Linked DNA regions of Mus musculus: regions 1 and 2 are each linked to region 3. The links are chromatin loops, found by intact Hi-C in ENCODE. Cell type or tissue: heart. All regions are shown on one strand. Each heading gives the region's core, and the rest is flanking DNA. Links, peaks and the distances in the headings are about the cores only.

Region 1 (7,983 bases), core at 920-5,919, 97 kb after region 3:
AATACTTATATGTATAGGAGAGGGGGAACTGGGTATAATATCAATTTCCTAGATTGGGAAATAACTCCTACCTAAAATCTCTTATTTCCTCCTCCACTACTCAGTCACTCTTAGGCTCAGAAGACAGCAGAGAGAATCAACAGATAGTCATCATTATAGAAATCCAAAGACATAAATTAAGTTGGGGAAGATAGAGAAATCTAGAGATCTAGAGAAAAATGTAGAGGAAAACACTTTCATGAAAAGTAAGATAGAGTAAGAATGCCTAAAGAGAGAAGATGTTAACAAGTAATGTAAACAAGAGTTTCTACCTTTTTAAGCGTTTGAAGACACCAGGAAGTAAGTATCCCTGCCTAGAGCTCTATAAGACATCAAAGAATGTGCAGGAGAAATCACCAAATCTATAAAGCAGCCATGTACTTCCTTTTATAATTTACTAGGATTCACATTAGGCACCCAATCCAGTATCACAGGGAAATCAGCAGGCTAAGGAATCTCCTTCATGAATTAAAAAAAAACATATTTGATTCTGCTGAGTCTAAAGGAATTACATTTGCCTATAGTGTTGCATATAAATTTAGGCAATGGTGCCTAAACCAGTGGTTCTCAACCTTCCTAATGCCGTGACCCTTTAATACAGTTCCTCATGTCGTGGAACTATAAAGCTGTTTTGTTGCTCCTTCATAAGTGTTGCTACTGTTGGAATGTAAATATCTGATATGCAGGATATCCGATACACAACCCACAACATGGTTACAACCATTGAGAAGCACTGGCTTAAATCTAGTCTGCAAACAAATAAGCAGCTCAGAATTAGAAGACACCAAAGGTGATCACTTCACAACATTGCATTGTGTACCTTTAATTAACATGCAACCCATGAAATATGGAATTTACATAACATTTGCGTTGCTATGGCCATTGGTAGCTCCCCTAGACAGTCTGAAAAGGACCCAATGTATGAGGCAAGATGGACTTGAATGTGGGAGGGCACTGGGGAAAGGTGAACAACATACCGGTTAAGCTACCCAATGAGGGTTCTTTAAAATCAATCTTTCTACATTAAAGATATTTGGAGATTGGAACCTTGACCGTAGACATTGTTCTCAAAGGAAGCAGGTTTCTTCCAAAGAAAGAAATTCTGCATGCATATTTTGACAAGATCTTTTATATTTGAGTTTAAATAATAATAAAAAAATCCTCTTCAGGCAGATTTGGAAAGTAATTTTAGAATGGCTTAATTTTCTTTTTATTAACAAAAACACAGACATAATTTGATTCATATTCCAGTTATGTTCTCTTGGCCACAATGTAGACTGAACATTATAATTTAAAAAGAAATTAAGATGATCCCTCAAAGTTTTCATAGTCATACTTGAAAACCCACACCTATGTAATGATGTCTGCAGTAGCCCACATGCTTCTTTTCATGTGAGCTGAAGTATGCATTACTACACAAACTAAAACTTCCCATAGCCATTACTAATTTTTATAGTTTGGACACAGTGGTATTCTTTTTCAACTTTTCTTACTTGGGTCAAAACTCTAAATAATTTACCTAATTGGAAATATAAGAAACTTAAAACATATGTACAGTCTCACTATATAAACTACTGGGCTTCGAAGGACTAAACTGCTCTCCAGACACTCAGTGAGTCCCATTTACAAAGAGCAATAACTTTGCAGGATAACAGTCATTTATTATTGTCATGATTTAGCCAGTGTCTGAGCATCTCAACTTTTCTTAAAGATTTTGGAGTTTTTAAAAATAAATTATAAATTATATATTGTCTTTGTAGTTCATTAACCAGAAAACAAAATGCATGATTACAAATCTGGTATTTCCATACTTGATAATTAACATAAAAAAATCCCATTTCTTACCAAGAAGTGAAAAAGGACTATCATGTTTCCAATTAAAGCTACATTTTAAAAATGCACTACATCCATGTATACAGCTGTGCATTCTGTAAATCATCTTAGATATCCTCAAGTGCTCTGTGTTGCTTTAGATTGATATTGGTGAACTGATCCTGTCAGCTGCTCTGGAACACAGCTGAGAACATGGGCCCTGCACTGCCCCTGTAACTTGTGATCTCACAACTTCTTTGGTGGGGAGCTGGCAAAAGGGATTGCTGTTACTATTCTATTTTAGCTTTTCAGTAAGTGCCAACAAACAAAATTATATTCCTTCCCTTTTATGGCTTTCTTCAAGGTCCTGGACAGCAGAGAAGGCATTTGTGAGGCAGGCAACATTACAGTTAGTGTTAAGTAGCTTATATTTTAACTGCAGGGAATTTGCAATCAGGTCTATACATATTTTGGTTCTTTCTCACAAAGTTACTTGAAAATAGGAAAGAAAAAAGAAGTGTGCTTTATCCCTATTTCTTTTGTTTTTCTTCTGAAATGAGATGACCTTTTAAGAACACCCAGGGAAAGTCTCCTAGTTTGGCAGAGACAGGAAGGACTGAGTCGGGTGGAGTGAAAACGAAAGTAGAGGCAGTCGACACATCTTATTTATATCAAATAATTTTGAAGCAGAAAAGAGAAGTTATTTTCTTTTTGTCACTGAGAGAGGTACTTTCAGCTTCTTCTAAAGGCAGACATGAACAGAGGCTTGGAAGGCATGCAGCCGCTGCTTGGAAAAATGCAAAGGTTTTTTTTTTTTTTTTTTTTTTTCTAGAGTCCTGGTAGCTTGCCACTAAAAACAGTTGCTGCTCCAAGACGTCTGTGGCTCATGCCAGACATTCTATCAACAAAGCAGAGCACTATGGCCTCAGACATGTGTGTGGACTTTTCATGAAGACAACAAAGTGATCTTTAAGATAAGCACGGAGAGCAGAGTCGTGCCACTTAGAACTGGATCAGGAGGGGTCAGCTGGGACCTCTCTGTTCCTGCTCTGATCATACATCCAAAGATCCACTGAAGGGGAGGGACAAGGGCAATCAGCCAATGCTGTGTTCATTTACAGGATTATCACGTTACCTTTCTGGTTACCTTTCTTCAGACGTTACATAAGTAATGTTCTTTAACACAGAAATAGACAGTTTCAGGGATGACAAGAGCTTCTGTTTGCTGGTTAGGTGAGTGAAGTTCACAAAAAGCAAATATGACTGCAATCATGAGCTGCCTGTGAGTAGAGACTTGAGAGAGAGATTTGTTTCATGAAGCAATAAAATATAGTTAAATATGTTTACTTTCAATGGTAAGGAAAGCTTCTGTCAATGTGTATTCCACTTTAGATCAGAAGCAATATTTTCCTCCTGAAAAAAAATACCTCCTTTATCATAGAAATATAAAGACATGAAAGTTTCTTTTATTCCTAAATTGGCTTAAAATATTTCTAGAAAATGGTTTCTGGGTTGAAGGGATGGTTCATTGGTTAAGAACACTTGTTGCTCTTGCCTAGGACCTGGGATTGGTTGCTAACATCCACGTGCCAGTTCACAAATGGCTCTGTAACTCCAGTGTCAGGTGATCTGATGTCCTCTTCTGATGTCCATAGTAGGCACTGTATTCACATGGTGCACACACTGAAAGCAAAAAACTCATACCTGTAAAAATATCTAAGAAGAGAGAGGAAGAGAGAAAGTGAGTGCTATTTCTATAAAGATAAAATGGCATGTCATTGTCATTGAATATTTCTATAGTAGCAATCAACAGCATGTAACTGAATCCAGTCTCTGTGTCAGAGCAGATCACAGTTTGGCCACTTTAAGTGATTCCCCCACTGAAAGCCCTCAGCTATACACTGGCTGTGCCTTTCCCCAGTTTCTAGGTTGAGAAGTATCTGTTTTGCAATCAGGTCTTCTCTCATTAGTCCTGTTTTTCTAGTAATGGCAACTGAAATAGATGCATGTGGTTCTTTCCCTAGGGGGATTATAAACACGTAAAAGAAGGAGGCATAGGTGTATGATGAAATATTGTGTAACCGTTGACTGCTATGTTGCTATTTTCTAATGGCAAAGGAAAAATTACATCATATGACTTGAAGTGAAACAAACATTTAGAAAACATTTTTAAGCATACAAGTCACACACACACACACACACACACACACACACACACACACACACACATATATATATATATATATATTACATGACTTATAGGATTTGGAGATTTATTTTCTTATTTTTCTTTTCCAAATAAGTGGCTACACTTTTTTTATAATCAGCAATCTGTGTAAGTAATTATGAATATTAAAACTAATTTCACAGAAAAACGTAACAATTGGATTTGTGAACCGTGATGAAGCTGTGTGTTTTCAGACCATGTAGCTTACCGAAAACTTGTTTTCTAAGGGGAAGCCGAGAAACAAAGGAAAGAGATTAGCAAGTAACACTCTTCACGTGTCTTTGCTTTCTCCAGAGAAATCTAAGGAAATAACAAGATACAGTTTGAATTTTAGATGTTTACCATGATAATGCTTATATTATGGACTCTTAAGACAAGGGAGTGAAAGGGTTTAGTTTTGAAAGGGTTTTTCTTGTTTTTGTTTTGTGTTTTGTTTTGTTTTGTTTTGTTTTTTTTTATATAGACAGAAATTAGAACTAGGTACAGGATTAATTTAAACACATTTTATTGTTCTCAGTTTTTCAGCAGAAGAAAGCCCACATACATATCAGGGAGCAAAATGGACATTGGAGTAAGAGTGGCCTCTTTAATTCCTAACTGCCACACTTACCAGATATGTCACAATGGCTAGCTCAGATCCTCATCATAAAAGGCTACACAATGCTGTTTTATAGGCAATAGTGAGGACAAATGAGAAATGCATTTAAAGCACTGATAGACTAGACCACGGCCCACAGTTGGCTAGCAATAAATACTGCTTTCCTTTTCTGTAACTGCAGCCTTGGGGACCTGATGCACTCAGCCGCTTTCTCCCAGGACTTTTATCTATGGCACAAGCATCCCGTAGATGGCAGGTTATACTTTCATTCTTAGGGCCAGATAGCCCTCCTCCTTTCTTCCACCTGTGGTTTGTTTCTTTCTTTGTACTTTTTGCGACCCCCACTATGAAATCAAACATATCCACTATGCTGAGTTTTCCACTCTATGGACTTCATACTTAGAGCATAGAGAACCTCAGATTTATAGGAAAGGATTCCGTTTTGGAAGCTAGGAAAGCAGAAAGGCAAGTGAATTCCATACTGGAGCTACGTTTATCATTCTACTTTTCTTCTTAACTTTTTTACTCTTCACACAGAGTATTCTCTGTCCCTGTTAGATTCTTTATGGCATGCTTTGTCTCACATTGCCACCATTCACCTGCGTTCTCTCTCTACTGCATCATCACTTACACACTCATTTTAGAAATTCCCGGGCCTTTGCACCATGTTACTGAATCACAGACCTAGCTCAGGGGTACAGCAAAATGTGTTTTATAGAATGTTTGGCAAATCTGTAGGGTTAAACAGTCAATGCTAGCAAGTTGTGGGCATACTTAGCTGTGTAACAACTCAGTGAATCCTAGCCTCTGTTCTTCTGTTTCATGTAAAGTTATCATTATAGCCACTCTCTCCGTGGCAATTTAGCTATTCTCTACAGTGTCAGGTTAGTTCCTTTATGCAGCAGTGATATATGAAGCAGGTATGTATGGCTGGAACTCTCTTGATGGGGTTACATGTATGTGCCACAACTGTCTGGTTCTGTGTAGCCTTAAAACCATACCCCGTGTCCCAAATTCTTAAGACTTCCAGGGTGGGGAGAAAAGTTTCACCTTATGTTCTAGTGAGACATTGACAATTTAATATCGTCATGGTGTTAGAAAGCTATGACTCACTTTATAGAGTCTAATACTAAAGTAAACCTTAAATTAAAACAAACAAACAAGCAGGGAAGTTTCCAAATGAAATTATTAAAATGACCAAGATGCAAACAGTTCACAATGTACCTCCCCTTTGCAGACCCAGGTGATGTTTACAACTTCCTGTTTGGGGGCCGCCTTCATCTTTCCCACCATTTAGAGCATCAGTGCACCAGAGCAGGGCTTATCCCAAAATCCATTGCTATTATGTGGAACATGTTCTTTTAGCTGGGCTCCCTTGTCTGGCCTCCGAGAGAGAGGAAGCACCAAGCCTTCATAGAGTCTTGAAGTGCTAGGATGGGCAGATATCCAGGGGCGCCTCACCCACTCAGAGGAGAAGAGGGTGGAGGGATGGGGGAAGGATTGTAGGAAGAGGTGGCCAGGATGTAAAGTGATTGAGTAAAAAATAAAATTAAATTAAATAATAAAAAGAAAAGACAATCTGAAGTTATCTTCTCAGTTGCCTGCTTGGTATAGTGAGGCACTTGAGCTTTCTCCACTGTGGTGGCTTTCCAAGGTCTTTTAATCCTCTCCATTTCCCAGGTGAGTCAAAGCCCACTGGCTAGCAGCATGTGCTTTCCACTTTCCTACATCCTAGTTCCGATTTTCATTCAACCTTTTACATCCACTCTCCCCCCTTTAATCTTCTTGTTCCCACTATCTACCTCTACAAGTTTTTAAAAATTATTATTTAATAGGCACTTATTACATAACCATCTATTAAGTACTTTTATGGCTCTCACCTGAAGCATTTATCTGGTGTACAGATAGATGCCAGATATCAGTGAAGAAAGAGCCCTACATATACCAAGTTATCAACAAATAAACATAAAATTCTCAAATTATGTACAAAAGTCAGTATTTATCACAAATATCTGGAAGGCAAGATCGGGAGAACCATGGGAGCAATCTGAGTAGATCCTAATTAAATTTTGGGATGTCTTGATTAAACACAGTATGCCCTGAATTACAGTCAGTGTGAATCAAAGTCCAGGTGGACATGAGCTCTGTCTGTAGGAAAAGTAGTTTCTGAAGCAATGAGAAGCTTCATCGAAATGATAATGTGTGGTCACTGCTCAGTGGAGAGAGTTGTCCTTGGAATATTTGCTCTTGTTGTCTTTTCTGGAAAGCAAAAAATAAGTTTGCTATGTGTAAAAAGTGTAAAACATTCTACATGTAGTTAGTAAGCCTTAGTAACATGACAATTCCATGTTATATTGAAAACTCCTAGAAAACTGTAACTATTTTTTTGTTCACACCTGTGCTCTGTGGGATGAGCAAGAAAATCAGAGCTGTGTTCTTGATTGCAGGGGCTTACACACACAATTGCAAATACCTTGAACTTAACAGAGTATTCCCATATTTGCTGCTATGTTTTCTTAAATTTCTTAATACTTTTGAATAAAGAGTCATATTTTTCATTTTGTACTGAGCTCACAAATTATGTTGACATTTGAATGACTTTTATACTGTACAATGAATGAACAATTGAAGAGCCAAATATAGGTCAAATAGGAATACTTTCAGAAAACACTTTTTTCCCCCTTTGGTGTCTCACTTTGGGTATGTTCTATGTGTCTCCCTTAAAGTACTATTTCTAAAATAATACATTGAATTCTACATTGACATTGCTATTGGTGATATTTTTGGGAAAAAAATCTGAACTAAATTGTATGGCTTCATGGTCATGACTATTTGAATCCACACTCCCAATACTGCTGAGAAGGCTCTGGCACTCTTTATTAGGCCATTCATGTCTTTCTTTCTATGAAATTTTGTCCCCTGCTGTATACAATAAAAGTGAGTGGGAGTTATTAAGATGGAGAAAGCATTGTATTCAGGTCCCCATTGGGATACAGTGCTAATTCCAAGCCAGTTGTATGGACCATGTCAAACATGTGCTATGCTTGGCCTCTGGAAGCCCCTCCATGTTAAAAATTTGTTACTGCTCTGTAGTACAGCCTGACCTCAATCTGTGCTATGTAGCACCAGAGCTCGTGTCTCTAGCTGCATATGTAGCAGAAGATGGCCTAGTCGGAAGAGGGAAGAGAGGCCCCTTGGTCTTGCAAACTTTATATGCCCCAGTACCGGGGAATGCCAGGGCCAAGAAGTAGGAGGGAGTGGGTAGGGGAACAGGGTGGGGGCAGGGTATAGGGGACTTTTGGGATAG
Region 2 (7,983 bases), core at 1,369-6,368, 76 kb before region 3:
ATTAAAAGAATTTTTAGTTTGTGTTTACTGATTATTTTTCAGGTAAAACTTGCTTTTGCTATTTGGGAGACAGAAAATGAACAGATATATTTCTATACTATATATTTGTATCTCTTAAAATTATTACGAATACATTAAATCTATAACATTATTTAGAAAAGTGGATGCATATCTGATTGGAAGGCTAGCACATGCACACACACACACTGTCTACAGGCCACATTAAACCATGTTTGCACAAGATATCTCTGCATACATGTATACCCAGACATAATCTGCTCTGCATCCATTCCCCCTGCCACTCCTTGGCTAAATCTTCAGTAAAGTTAAAGACTTGGTTAAATATCATCTCCTCCAAGATGTTTTTAAGTCTTTGTTAAGAGTTCGTCCAGCTATATCCGATGCCTGGTTATATATCACCATTGAACCTGTTTATTTATGTTCACACATTTATGCCTTAAATTTTAAATAAAAGTATAGAAATCATTATAGCTTTAACATTCATCTTTAAAACAACTCTACTCAATCATTAAGAAAGAGGTATCAAAAAATGGCAAAATACAATTTACTTATCCCACTTTTTCTTAAAGATTTTTTTAAGGGCTGGACAATGGTTTCTTATGCATTGAATCCCAATATTATAAAAGCAGAGGCAATCTAATTTCTGTAAGTGAGGCCAGCCTGATATACAGAGTTCCAGGACAGTCAAGGCTACACAAAGAAACCCTGTCTCGAAAATGAAACAAACAAACAAAAACTGTAGTGAAATGTTCAATTTAGACGTGTATTTACTTACATAATACTGCCATATCTTGGGTTTCAAAAGAACACCTAGCTATTATCACTGTTGTATTAGCCTGACAGCTCACCATACTACTTCTAGTGTTACGATTTCAATATTACACTTAAAACATGTTCCATTCCATGACCTTTTAAAAAACTGATCTTTTGGAAGGGTTGGGGGAGGGGTGGAATGGCTCAGGGATTAAGAGCAATTTTTCCTCTTGTAGAAGACCTGGGTTCAGCTCCCCACATCCACAACTGCAGCTACAGGCTGTCTGACTCTTGCTCCCTAGGGCTGTGATGCACATGTCTATGCAAGAAAATTACTCAATAAATAAACTAAAAGTGAATCATATATATGTATATTTCCACGGGATCTTTAACTAAAGTCGTTTTTGATGCATAAAGACCATTTCCCCCTACCCTGCTTTCTTGAGCTACTTTGCAAACTTAAATGAACACATGCATCAATACAATATATATTTTTCAAACTTTCTGAGAAATTTGTTATTTTCTCATATCTAATGAACATCTAATACACAAAAGGTAGGCAGTGGGGGGAATGGAACACAAAAGGATGGAGGAATGAAAGAAAGAAAAATGGAAGTGGAAAGAAGAAAGGAAGAGGGCAAGAGAGGGATGGGGTCAAGATGACACAGGTGGAGTCCAATATTATTTCATAAAATAGAAAATTAGAACCAAAACTCACCCAGGATTAAATGCATGATTGCATAAACAAAAACAAAACACACAGCAACAAAAAAGTCAAACCGACAGTAAATAACCTGCCCAAGATCAGAAAGAATGAAAACATTTAGTTTTCAAATCTGTCTGGTACTCATTCTGCAACTATATTTTCTTTTAACACACTGACTTTCCCAAAATCCAAAGAGCCAGGAGGCCTTCACAGTAAAATAGACTTAAGAACACTGTGTAGAGCTTTCAGAGGAGTCAGCTGACTTAAGAATAAAACAATCAGGCTAGGGAGAAGGCTTTGTGCAGAGTAGCCAGGTCAGAGAGTTAAGATGGAGTATTGCAGGCTGAACTAAAGTGTCAGGAAGGGACCTGAATATAAGCAAAGATTACTCCTGTGCTTGGTGTCTTTGTAGCTGCCTGTTCAGATGTCAGGAACCTAGGCCAGGCAAGATGGCCTAAGGGTATAAAAAGACTGCACTCATTAAACAAATCCAAGAGTTAATAGCAGTTTGTGTGGTTATTTACTACCTAATGACCTAAGGCAAAACAGCTGCTTAAACTGATCAAGTGAAGCAGGCCAAGGGAACACACAAAGCCATCCTGACACAATAAACAGCAGGAAAACCCCCTCTAATTATTAATATAAGAAATTACCAGGACTACTCTTTGGTGAATAGTCCGACAGGCCTGCACCTGCACAAATCAAAACTTCAAAATCATTTGTAATACCCTATTAAAAAAGAAAACTGTAGCCACTCTCTTCTTAAATATGACATAAAAAAGTCCCTGACAGAAGTGTGGACCCTGAGGAATATGTTTGCATCTTCTAGAAGCTTTTCTTACATTACTGTACCAAGCTGGAGCAGCTGTTTTTCATAGGGATACCATAGTGCTGGCAGGACACTGAGATGTCCCGAGCTGCTGCTTTTGTAACAGATCTCTCTTCTTCTCAAGTGAGTTCCTTGCCCAGACATTAGAGCTCACCCAATTATGGCTCTTACGTAATTTGCCAGGGCATACTAAAATAGAAAGTGGTTAAGAAAAGTTAAATCAGACGTTTATTACTCAAAAACTAATGACTAACATTAGGTGTTCTGCCCTTTTGTGGTTGCAAAGATACAAATTCTAGGACAGTTGTTTATTCATGGGCAGAGGTAGGAGAAGTATGCTGAATTTCAGAAGATTTCCATTCATCCCCACCCCTCTTTAGAGTTTTCAAACAGCACTTGAAATAAAGTGTAAATATGTACAAGGGCTCATATGGTTAAACTTTCTATCCCTTTAATATTACTCTAATTTTTCAATTGCATTCTAAATTTTTTATCTTAGAAAGATGCGTGAAATTTTATTTCATAAAATAAGTCACATAGCCCCCAACTCTTTCTCTCCAGACCCCCTTTTTCTCTCTTTCTCTCCTAAAGCAGAGCATTGTTTAAGGCTCACCTTAAGGTCCTTAGCCTAGAGTTACTGTTTCTAATGTCTCGAGTAAAGTGAAGAACAGTCATTTTGCTATTACTGCCATGTATAAATTTTAACTCTTTCCATTATCATATAAAGAGTCATCCTAATCCAAAATGTCTTTAAGACCTGCAGCTGTTTCCTTTGTGTGAAAAGGAGACACAAAGACAATCTTGGGGTTCAAGAGGTCTAAAATGTTTTATGGGTGCTGCCTTAGCTGGTTTATAGCACGTGGTCATCTTAAAGAAGATGGTGGTGCAGTCACATGGTGGCTACTATTTAGAAACATCTATTTTACTTAACAAGAGTTGAATATATATACATACATATTCATATATTCAATATGCATACATATATATACACACACATATACATACATATGTATGTGTGTGTGTGTTTTCCCTAAACATGTTGAATCCGAGCTACACATATAGTATCACAGAGAAAATTAAGATTACCTAGGTATAGTCTTGTTTTTTGTTTTTTGTTTTTTTTTTTAACGTATTAGCTTTTGGTTGCAAATTTTAAGCTAACTTTTGTTCCAAATTTTACAGAGTTTATATAATAGTTTTAAAATAATTTTTGAGAGCAAAGAGCAAAAAGCATAGAGATAAAAGATTTTCTAGAGTGGAAAGTAGAAAAAGCTTAGAGATAAGAGACTTTTGTCGAATATTTGCTTGTATGATGGCAAATGTTTTACAATATGTGGGAATTTGCAAATTGATTTGGCGCTACTGCACTAAACTAAGGTCACCTTTTTCAGCCAGACATCATGGCTTCATACAGTCTCTGGCTCCAAAGAGGAAAAGAGAAAAAGGAAAAATCAGGAACTCCACCAGAGGGAGGGTTCTAATTAGGAGGAAGCTGACAGACAGGAGGGACAGGGCTGCAAACAGGAACTCCACCCCAGAGGATGTCTGTATCACAGAGGTCAGGGAAGGTAAAGGAAGAAACAACGGGTTCTAGCAAGCTATGGAGAGAGACCACGCAGGCAGCTTCTAGCAGAGAGGAGGAAGCTCGGAGGGAGCCGAGAACATGCAGTGAAGGAGAAAGGCGTGAGGGAGAGGATAAGTGTTCTGTGCAACAAGAGCTTCAATCTGGGGCATGCTCAAATGCACTGAGAGATTTGTCAGAGAGAGAGATATCTCCAGTCACAGAGGAGAGGCATCCATTTTCTATATGACAGGGGCCCAGGAGGCTGAGAAGAATGGTTTTATAGTAATAGTAAGCTCCAGCAAGTCAACAGAGACAAAGCAGATAGTGCTGCAGTTAAATTTACTCAATAGAAGAGGACTGAGGAGGTGGAGGGAGAGAGAGCCTTTATTTGTGAAGGGCACCCAGGAGGGGGAAGCAGGCTCCAGGAGCCAGAGAGCTGCCCCGAATACCACAGCAGAAGTACAGAAGGTGAAAGGAAGAAGCAAGGAAGAGGAAGACTCTAGAATTAAATAAATAAAAACAAAACAGATACATGCGTATCTTAGGAGAGTCAAGTCTGCAGCTTCGTTTGCTTAGGAAAGGCAAGACCCCTTGAAAGGGAGGGATCCATTTGTGCTCCCACCCAGAGCTTTCAGGACCAGATGTATAAACTGAGGGTTTAGGCACTAGATTTATAAACTAAAGACTTGACTACTCCGAAGTGTTGTTGATGGAAAGACTTTAATTGTAGATACGAAGAAGGACACAGCCAAAGGCATCTGAAAGAGTCCAGACCACAAGAGGAACAGAGAGGGAGAGAGGGAAGCTGAAAGAGGGAAGCCCAGGAGTTGGAGTTTAAAGCAGGAGGTAGGATCAGAAGCGCTGAAAAGAGCCATGAATAGTTGTGCTGCTATACTGAAAGAGCCTAAAGGCCAGCACTGGTTTTGGTTGGTCAACAGTCAACACCCATTGGCCATTTGTCCCTTGACATTGACAGGAAATGGCTCCTTTGGTAGAGAGAATGAGCGCCATATTTTGGGAGAATGGAGCTTCCTAAAACCTGATACTATAAAGAGAAATGACTTTGCTACCCCTGCCACGTATAAATTTCAATTCTCTCCATTACGAACAGATACACTTTTAAAAAACAAAATTATGGGACTCAATGATTCTGTGTTTGTATCCATGCTCAGTAAAAGAAGCTAAAGTTTGTGATTCATTGAGATGACAGTAGAGACTGGCAATACTTTATTACCAATTTTCTAAATTTTCCTTGCCTACCAAAATAGAATTGGAATGAATTCCTCAGAATTTTCAAAATGTGCTCTACTATGAGCCTATGAGGTGGGGGTGGGAAGGGACAGACATTCAGCTCGCCTCGTGCAACTGTGTGCTATTTCTCATTGCTTCCAATTACGATGCCAACACCTCATTGGTCAATTTGCTTTTCTGGCTCTCACATATACTCTGTAACGCCCTGAAGTGTGTAAGGGTGTTTTCTTGGAGACTGTCATGGTGCTCATGCCTGGCCCATGCTTAACAGTATGCTATAAAAGCAAAACAATATCGACAAGAGCTAAAGGCAGCGAATAAGTGAGTCCTTCAAGGTGGTCAGCTCTCCTAGACTTCTGGAGCTAGATGAAAAGTTATGATCCCTTGATGATAGTCTAAGGTCCAAAGAAGCAAGTGTTCTAATGCAAATGACAAGGTCAAAGGGAGGAATGCTCATTGGTATGAGAAGTTGGAAAAAAGAAATGGAAATGTAGGAGAAAGGCAGGAATTCAACAGTAGCTTTGAATACTGAACAAATCTGAAACAGTAACCCAGCACACACTTCCATGAAGACATTATTTTTTAAACACGGACCGCTCTTCTTCATTTTGATTCCTTAAAACTGATATGGGGATAAATTCTAATAGTGGGGTTCAAAGAAGCAAAAATAGGAACATAAATTTAAAAACTAATCCTGCACTTTCCTACCTGTGACTCTGTTGTACTTATTACTTAGTCCTTTGCCCCTCAGTGTCCTCATGAACAAAATGGTAATAACTATATTATCTATCTACTAAGGCAACAAGGGTACATTTCAGTGAAATTTTGTGGGCAGCCCTTGGTTCAGCATGCAGCAGTGGGAGAATGCCAGGAGATGTGGCAGTGTTTATGGTAGGCAGGTTTATCTGCATTTGTTGGATGCTTTCAGTCTCAGTCTGGAAACCTTCAGGCTGTTCTGCCTCAACCGGAACTTTATACAAAGTACGGTTTTCTATTCTACTCTGAAGAGGTCTAGACAAGGATATTTTGGTCCTGTCCTAAAACTCTTTCACAAAGGAGTCCAATCTGATAAGATTGTTACTGATGGTTGGCTATGTTTCCCTAATATAAAAAGAGAAACAGCATTTCATTTCCAAACACTTGATTTCACCCTAAATACCTAAATGTTACAGGTGAGCTTATATGCATGTGCATATGTGCACCAGGGCTTGTGTGTACAGAGGAATGGCATCAGTGTCTCATGGCATAATAGGGTGTGTGTAGAGACTGAGCGCCATTCAAGATCTAAAAATATGAAAAATACATTTCCTATCAATATGGGAAAACAAATGCAACTAAATTAGGCTAGCAACAAGAAAAAGTATACCATTACATTTTATACCACACACCTGTTTCTAGACCCTTTGAAACTCATTGCCTGCTCACCTTCATCCTTCATCATTCAATTAGAACATGTTTGGTGATTAAGAAAGCTCTTTAATAATTCAGCTAATTTATCTGTCACAGAACTGTAGGTCAGCAGATGTACTTCATGTGTACCTGACGAAACCATCAGTAAAGGGTCCAGATGTACAGCTGTCTAGCCTGCTGCGTCTGGAGCTATAACCCTGCCCATTTTGGAGACATTGATTTTCCTCCTCTCCCTAACAGTACTTGCAAGCAGTAATGCTCAAAGTCAGACTGGCTTGGATAAAGATGTAACAGCAGGAAATCTGACAATTCCCAAAACGAGAGATCTGCTCTCAGCACGGGAACTGCTGGAGAATACAGAAGGAGGCTGGCTATGTTGCTGCTCTGAGCTATTAGACAGGGTTGGTGAGGGTTAAAAATCCAAAGATCAGAATTCTACTGATGACAGAATGATGCTACAAACCTTTCTGCACTAATTTCTCAAGTGCTGTTTGTATAGTCTGGTTATGAAAAGAACCTTGATAATTCGGTGTAGTGTATCCCCCAGATCTCTAAACATTCCTAAATGGACAAATCCCCTCCACTTCATCAGGGTTGCTGTCTACCTGAACAAACAAAGACACACTGAGGCAGACAGACAAGGAGGTGTGCAAGGCCAACTCAGAGAGCTTTAATTTTCCTCTTAAGCAGCAACACGGTTAATTATGTCATGAATCTTTGGTATTCTTTTAAATATTTAAAACCAGACAGCTAAAGTATAGATTTATAAATAATCTAAAAGAATTCTACTGACCACAGAATGATGCTCAAAGCTTGTGGCTCTGAGCACACTTCACTCCACAGATGTTATAGCCCACCTCATCTCCACTACTTTCTGAATTCCTCTGTACAATGGGCTTTTCAGATGATTCAACAGTTTATTAGTTGATAACACATTTTATTTTTCTTAGACTACTGGAGATAATGCATAAGTCCTATCAACCTATAAAATATGAATATTTATACACATACTGGTGCTATAATTATTCAGAAAGCATGTGGATTAGAAGAGTAAAATGAAACCTGATTGAAATACTCAGCTATAAAAGTTTCCTACGACTTCTGATAAAAGGGAAAAAAAAATCCAAAAATGCCATGGACCAATTCAGAAAGGAACACCTTTTCAGAACATCTGCAGTGGTGCAGAGTAGCTAAAGTGAGTGGCTACAATTACTCTCTACTAAACAGGCATGGCTTCTTAGAGGGAAGTAGTTATTTTATCCTTGAGCATTCTAATTTTTACATTACAACTTTCATACTGAAAGTCTTTACCGCAGACAGGCTCCTTCTTTCCAAGGATTTGCTTTGTTAGCTTTCATCTAATAGCAATTCTGCATCCAACACCAACTGCCGTACTGCTTTGTGTGCGGTGCAGGGTTATGCTACTGCAGGGCTCTAAAAATAGCAAAG
Region 3 (7,983 bases), core at 1,897-6,896:
ATGATGTTTTGCATTTGGTTTTTAAGCAGGAGTTTGCTAAGTTACCCAGCAGGGCAGTTTTGAACACCAGATCTCCAAGCTTCAGCTTATTGAGCCTGGGGACTGCAGGCAAGCAGCACCAACATACCCGGCTGGGCCTGCTTCTTCATTTTAACAGTGCTCGTACCTATCAGTTTGATTAGAACAATGATAAACTTTTAAATAAGAAATGTTTTACTGGTTACTGTGTTTTAATTCTTAGTAAAAAATTAAAATTCCTCTTAATATTCACTATCGCAAACCATATACCCCTTCTTAATGAACATAATCCAATCATTTCTATGTGCTCTACCCACAAGTCGTATTTCCAGCACAAAGCATTTGCTACCTCACGGCCTTCACTTATTACCAACCAATCTGTACCTCTGCCCATGAGTCTTCTTCTCGCCCTGTTAAGGGCACTGCAGCACGCCTCCCTCCCAGAAGGTGACTTCCCTAGGCAAATGGCCTCTTGTGCTCTGGATTGTCACACACCTGCATGTGCTGCATGATGTCCAATGCGTTCCAGTCCCACTTTCCCACCCCTTCCTGCTCCTTTCCTATATTACCCTCCTTCCATCTCTTTTCCTCTGCCCTCCACCATTTACCCTTCGCCTACACACTTCTCCATGTGCTGCTGTATGACCCTTGTAAAAAAGTATCTCAATGTCTTGATGTCTTAAATAACCTGGTAACCCCCAACACACATATTTCACTTGTTTTTATTCTTTTACACAAGCACAGATATTCTAAAACTACACTGCCATGGCTCAAGTCCTCTTTGGGCTATTTTGCAACTAAGTAATCTTGTGCAATAAACTTCAAATATCTATGACCCAGTTTCCCAATCTCTGAAACCAAGACATTAGCAGGGCTATCTCAGAAAGCTCTGCTGAGGAGTCTGTGTATTACTCTAAAACCTCACTGCGCATACAGAATTCATTCTCCAAACGGTTAGCATTATTAGTACCTATATTCTCATCTCTATTCTGTAACTAACACTGGGGACAAGATGGATTAAAGGGTTAAAATGTGTATATTGAAAAAAAAAATCACATCTTCTGGTTCTAGAAATAACAAAAAGGTCCCAGTCATGCTAATTACCCCCTAAGACAAAAGTCCTAAGATCTATGCTATAGTTGTAGAGAATATTTAAGGAGATTTTATAAAGCAATATACAAGTAGCAACTTATACTTTTGGTTGTGAGCCTACCTTTAATGGGTGAGCCATCTATGACCCATGGCTACAGCCGTATATGTAGCAGAGGATGACCTTGTTGGGCAACACTGGGAGGAGAGGCCCTTACTCCTATGAAGGCTTGATGCACAAATGGAGGGGAATGACAATGTGGGGAGGCAGGAGTGGGTGAGTGGGTGGGGTAGTACCCTCACAGAAGCAGGTGTAGAGGAGATGAGGTAGTGAGTTTCCGAAGGAAAACCAGGAAAGGGGATAAAATTTGAAATGTTTATTTACGTAAAATATTTACAATATCAATTAAAACAAGTAGCAACTTTATTAACTTATAAATTGTTACTAACACTATTATAATGTCACTGACTACATGATGGAAAACATTCCTCTAAAATCTATTGTTCTTGTCAAGAAATTGAAAATGCAGTAAGTACATAAGATAAAATTATAAAATTGGCATCAGCCCTTATAGGATAAAAAGAAATCATAGCCAGAGAGATCTTTATTATTCTGCCTATAGTGTATTAAAGAAGAGAATTTTCAAAATAAACTTGGATATGGTATTTCTAAGGAGTTTTTACATTCTTTCAAACTTAGCTTTTAAGTAAAAATTTAGTAAACAAAAAACAGTGAGTAGGCCTTTTGAAGAAGATGAGCAAGCTGAGTATAGCCAACACTGCGCTTCCCACCAACCTTCCAACAGCATGTAGGTCCAGCTGCTGATTCGCTTGACCACCTCTCTGCTGTCGGTCTACTACTGAGAGTAAGGAACTACTGGGCAGACAGCATTCTTCTATGGTCAGACAAGATGCTGACGTCTCAGTTTTACTATCCTCAACAATACTAAGGCATGACTGTTGGATAGAAGGTGAAAATGCACAGTTGTAAATAGTCTGAAAATTCTAGCATTAAGTCAAGCTTAGAAAATATCTTGGATGATAATGTTTACAGTCTGTGTATTACTGCTTTGCGCCTTGCTTTGGCATTCTTAGACTTCAATACAGTTCATGCTTATGCTATGCACTAACCTGTAACTTCTGTAAAAGTCTTTTAAATTGTTTCCTTGTCTCTCATTTTTTTTAACTGTGAACAGATGCCAATACTAGAGTCCTAAGAGAAATCAGACTTCACCAAGCCTTCCCAGACTGCTTCTTAAAATGGCAACGATGTTGCTGTTTTTTAGTCTACAAAATATTACTCTCACCTGAGTTCAAAATCATCAGATACTCTTTGACCTTCTTATTTCCTTCATTTGAGTCCAGAAACCTTAGAGATTGTAACTGTTTATGTAAACCTTGTTACCCATATGCACTTCTCCTTGCCTGCTTATTCTGTATCTTAAGTTTCATTTTCCCTAACAAAATCCCTTCTCATTTGGTATGCTGAACATGGAATGTCTGTGGTATATTATAAAGCTATCATCAAAACCTAGGTAGAAATGTCTCCTAATTCTCAATCTAGCTTTTCTCTGGTACAAATTCTCTAAATCCTTTATTACCACAGCTGCCATTTTGGTTTTCCTGACATTTGCAACTATACTGCAGAAGCTGTCCTGTTTCAGTGTCTACTGATGTTAATAAACAATCCTGCCAATATTCTAGCTTAGGTCATTCGGGAAAAATATTATACAATATATATAGCAAAATCCTCTGTGTAAATGTTACATATAAACAGAAAGAAACATTACTGGATGGATGCAATGAATGCTGCAAAGGGTAAACTATGGTAAAGCTGGGAAACTAAAAGAACACTTTGCGCTTCCTGTTACTTATTTATCTGGAGATGCACTCAGTCAGAGCTGCATCAGGACTTTTCATTGTCTTATGCAAAGTTCTATACCAAGCTGGGGATACCAGCTTACTCAAGCAATGGATTAGCATCTGCTGAGATGTAATGCTCTGTACCAAGCAAACAGGAACCCTTCTGTATCATTTTAACTTTCATGAAATACCACTGTATCATTTCAAAATTATATCTTCCCTTTTTTGAAATATATATTTGATGATATTATGGCTTCCTGTAGTCTTCAGATGATGTGTCCTGTACTGCTTAACAAAGAATAATCACAGAAATCTAGAGAGAGAACCTTTGAAAAGTGGGGAAAGTACAAAACAGAACCCTAAACAGTCTACATTTTAAAAAGTCTCTCAAAGACTGTTGCATCTCACAGGCACATGTGACAAACAACTTTCTAACACTGTGTCATAGAAAACAGAGATAACAGTCTGCTATGTTTTTTTTTAAATTTAATAATATGTATCAAAACATAACCATGGATATGCTAGGACTTTTATTTCTCCCAAGAATATCGCAGTGTTTACATAAAAATATAAATATGAAAACACTATTATTCATCAGTTTCCCTATCTCAATTCTTAAAACAAAAAATGTCTATAAATATGGTATATGTCAATTAATCCTTTCCAAGGAGCTGCTTTTCAATTAATGAATTCTCCATCCCTTGCCTAACAGGCTTCATGACTCATCAGACATGAACACAAATTAGCAGGAATCCTCCCCCTCCTCTCTTCCCACCACAGTTGTTTACAGTAATATGAAATATGCCTGTTTCCACAGAGTAGCCATGCACCAAATTAGGATGAATTCTCCCTGAGGCTCCATTTAAGATATGGCTCCACCATGGGCAAGGGGGCGGGGAGGGGAGAGGCGAGGGAGGGAGAGGGGAAAGAAGGAGGGGAAGAAAAATAATAACATGTATGCCTTTGATATCCTTCAGGAAAATATGAGCAAACATAACTTTGCATGGCTAAAAAAAAAAAAAACCCCACAATTTTTTGGCCTAACACTCACTTTGCAAGGCAAAGTGTACTTCAGTTATGAAAATATCTGAAAGGAATGTGCCCGGACAATGCCATTGTGCTCTGTTTACAGGCAGATGCTTTCTCAAGAATAAATACTGTGTGTCAAGGCACAGGAATGCCTCGGAGCCCATAACTTCAGGACAGAAGTGGAACTTCCTCTCTCCTTACAGGCAAAGCAATGCCCACTCTTTACAGGTGAAAATCGTTCATTCCTGTAAGCTGTTTGGCTTTGTTTGGTGTCTTTATTTTTTAAGGAAGGTCTGTCATAACAAAAGAAAGTACATATTAGGCACCTGAAGATAATTGCTGTTTACCGAACACTATTTTAAAATAAATGTCACTGCCTTGCTTCTGTTTGGTAACTCCAGGACAATGATAAGTACAGTGTTTCTAAACATCTCGGGGTAGCAATCATGCCTATTCTGGCCTCTGCGAGGTGTGAAGCTCACCCCCCTAATTATAAGTCTCTCTTTGTTAGCACCACCTCATCATTAACTCTCTAAGCTAAATAGTAGTTTGGAAGAAATAAAAATAGACGTATGGTAGTATTCCTGCCCAAATTTTGGTTACAATGGATGAGAAAGACAAGCAATTTAGTTTCTGTGTATAATAAGCGCCTTTACCTTGTAAAAATAAAAATCGCTTTTGGTGTATTTTGACTAGCGAACTCTAATTTAAGCTTTTTCTCAAAATACTGCTTTCCTGCTTTATTTCAAAACAGTGCTGCCTCACAGAACATAAGCCATATTTGTTATATCAAGTTTTCTAGTTGTTCGGGAGGAAAAGTAAACAGAAAAGGAAATGGGAAATAAATATAATAAAATGCTCTATCAAAACCAATACTCAATACATTATCTCTAAAACAGTTAACATAAGTATAATATAATATAATCGAGTATCTTACTTTCTTTGTACACATTTTTACAAGCCAGCATGCATTTTACAGAAAACATCTCAGTACTAGCAGCATGTGTGGCTAGTAGCTCCTGTACCTTGCAGCACTTTCCCAACTTCCTGGAAAATGGAGTTTTTGATCTAGAAATCCAGCCCCTTTAAAACCTTCCAATGCATCCTGTTAGGACCCTAAACAGAATCAAACACTTATTGAACTTATTTTGTTCATTTCTTCTACTGTCCTGACCATCATATACAGTGCTTCTCTAATGCCCTTTAGAGGAAAAAAAAACCAAACCAAAACAACAACAACAACAAAACAACAGCAGCAGCAGCATCAACAACAACAAAATCCTTAACTGCCTATTCATTTGGGCTTACTCCAAGCAAGATCTGAGATGTTCTCTACTCTGAACACCTACCTAACGACAAGGAGAAAGCCAGAAGACCTTTTTGTCTCCATAAACAAATCAAATACAAGACTAACGATGGTGACATCGATGGGGGAGGAGGGGGACAATATGTAAAAATTTCTTACTTACAATAAAAGTCGGAACTATTATATAAGAATGGCGCCCTCTTCCTCAAGGAAAGCCATCACTGCATGTTTCTACCCGCCTCCTCCACCCCCAAGGAGAAACCTTGAGATAATCTCTTCTTGCTCTGAAAAGAACCAAGTGTTTCATTTCACAGGAATTCTATGCCCTGAGCAAGAACAGAATGTTAGAACCAAAATGTAATGAATTCCACTTGGAGTCTGCCTCGGATGGGGAAGCACACACACAAGCAGCCGTATCCCAAACCATGTAACACTTTGCTTTCTCTTTTGGCATGTGCCCGAATACTACTAGATGTGGATCTGATGCTCACATTTGCTCTCAGTTACAGGAGAAAAAATATTAAATGAAGCTTATGTGAGGTCTGTCTAAGTCTCTCCCAATAATAAAATGTGTCTATGATGTATGATGTCTTCAGTGGTGGTGCAATTTTAAAACAAATGAACTGGTTTCCTGGGGCTGAAGCCAACCTGTTCTATGAACACAACCTTCAACTAAGTAGTTCTCACTGAGGAAACTCTGCATTAAACATAGAAACATAAAAAACTATGTCTAGATCTTGGGGAAAAAAGTGTAACCCTGTACAAATACAAGAAACTGGAACATGATGGCTTTCTTGAAAGCTAGTTTAGCTGTCACCAACTTTTAAGGAGGCAAAGATGGAAGTGACAGCCACGTGCTTTCTCCCGCTGTGAAATAACTCATTGTCTTCAGGCTACCAACTACATAGTTAACACATCTGCCTCCTGAACTAAATTGTTCAAGGATTCTGCAGTCCTTGAACTTTCACTTCAACTTATCTTTGGGGATCAGAATTTTATCTTACAAATAGGACCAGGTAACAACACCAACATTGTAAAGCCATAGACAGAGACAGCCTGGTTTGGAAAGTTATGGCCTAAGTAAGTTCCTTGTATGAACACTGTGTTGAAACCCAGGAAGGAGGTCTAACATGCCCACTAGTGTACTATTTCAAAGCATGCTGCAGAAGACCTGCGTATCCAAAGGCCGTAATTATGACTTCCCTCTCCTTGAATTAATTTGTTTGTGAAATAGCTCAGAGTGTTGCAGACTTTATTAATCACTTGCTATGGTCTGTGCCTGTGCTGGTGGACACAGAAACCTAAAACAGTGGCAATAACCTTCCAGGCTGCTTCTAACTTTGTTTTTAATCCTGGGGATGCATACCGCACATAAACCCATCTTAGCAGCGTAATAGGCTTGTCTCAACACCCATGTAGCTGTAAAATGCTGTGGGCTAGCCAGGAAGGCTTCAGCTCCATTTATACATACATGCATGTGTGTGTGTGTATGTGTGTGTGTGTGTGTGTGTGTGTGTGTGTGTAATTTCTTTAAATCTCACGTTACATCCTCTAAAATCAAAGTATTCTCATATGGCACATTACTAACAACATCAGACTCGGTCTTTTTTTTGGGGGGGCGGGGGGAGGAGTGAGGAAAGGTTTCATATTTCTCTTGTTTTTATTTAAAAAACCAGTCCATATACTGACTACTTATCATGAAAGCTGTTCTACCAGCCTACTGTGGCTCCACCCGGAAAGCTCTATACTTACTTTTCTTACAGTTTTTGAGTGACGCACTACAAAACCACCAGAAAGGGAGGAAAAGCGGCAGCCCTCTCAAGCAGGGCGTCTTCCTCCCTGTAAACTTGGCAAAAAGCACACTGGACTGAAATACAGCACTCTCCATATAAGGCAGCCCAACTAAACATGTCATGCGTAATTTATGGGTGGCAAGCAGAGCATTAACCTCTGCGTGCACATACTTGGCCCACATGAAGCCGGTGCTGGGTGGCAGCCCCGGCAGAGGGATGCGGGCGCGGCCGGGACCCGCGCGACCAGTGGCCGCCCCCCGTCGACCCTGGCAGAGGTCACCGAGTTCACAGCACTCGGCCACGCACCTGCCCCGGCTCACCGGCCACTAGTCCTGTCCCGCGGCGCCCCACGGGGGCCCGCAGGGAGGCGCGGGACAGGGCCGGTAGCCGCAGCGCGCGATCGCGGTGCGGCCCGGGGACCCCCGAGCGCCACCCGAGGCCGCCGCAGCGCCGCCCGCAGCGCAGAACAATGCGCGGCCGCCCCGCCACTCACCTCTCACGTGGCCGTGCAGGCTGCCCGCCGGGGCCCCGACTGCCCGGGGCATTGTGGGATCGCGACTCCGGGATGCCCGCCACGGGAAAGGGAACTGGCCGGGTCCGGGTCACGGGAGCATGGCGAGCGCCCCGACTCGACGGGCTGCGGCGAGAGACTGTGGCATGTCGCCGTGCAGCCTCTTATCGCCGCGCGCCGGTTTCCGCCGCTGCGCGGCCCCTCCCCCGCGCCAGCCCCGCCAGGAAGGCGCGCGGACGCGCAGAGCTCCCACGCGCAGCCCCGGCCCCCGCCCGCCCGCCCGCTCGCTCGCCCGGGCCCGCGCCGCTCACCGCCGCTCCAGCTCCCGGGGCTCCGCGCCCAGCCCGCGAGGCCCGCAAGGTTAGACGGAAGGT

What was found. Hi-C counts contacts between places; a loop is a spot of excess contacts. Peaks named below come from ENCODE experiments on the same cell type or tissue, not always from the same donor. Only the 100,000 strongest peaks of a DNase experiment are listed, where the experiment ranks them.
Region 1: it touches region 3 in a loop (2.5-fold over the local background); 5 of 42 quality-filtered maps call a loop at or near these places.
Region 2: it touches region 3 in a loop (2.4-fold over the local background); 8 of 42 quality-filtered maps call a loop at or near these places.

The regions. Positions count from the first base shown.
Region 1 is chr3:60,403,548-60,411,530 of GRCm38, reverse strand. No RefSeq gene overlaps it. Among named protein-coding and RNA genes, the nearest start is that of Mbnl1, 94 kb to the left of the region's middle. In heart, for the core only: no CTCF peak of the experiment used is centred there; a DNase peak (open chromatin) is centred at 2,820; H3K4me3 peaks cover 814 bases; H3K27ac peaks cover 1,201 bases.
Region 2 is chr3:60,576,813-60,584,795 of GRCm38, reverse strand. All of the region lies in intron 2 of Mbnl1 (muscleblind like splicing factor 1), which reads right to left. Among named protein-coding and RNA genes, the nearest start is that of Mbnl1, 80 kb to the right of the region's middle. In heart, for the core only: a CTCF peak has its summit at 3,768; DNase peaks (open chromatin) are centred at 2,395 and 3,875; H3K27ac peaks cover 919 bases.
Region 3 is chr3:60,501,032-60,509,014 of GRCm38, reverse strand. It overlaps Mbnl1 (muscleblind like splicing factor 1), which reads right to left and starts at 7,836. Exons shown (of 10, transcript NM_020007.4): 1 at 7,592-7,836. In heart, for the core only: CTCF peaks have their summits at 4,169 and 5,499; no DNase peak of the experiment used is centred there; H3K4me3 peaks cover 1,816 bases; H3K27ac peaks cover 1,830 bases.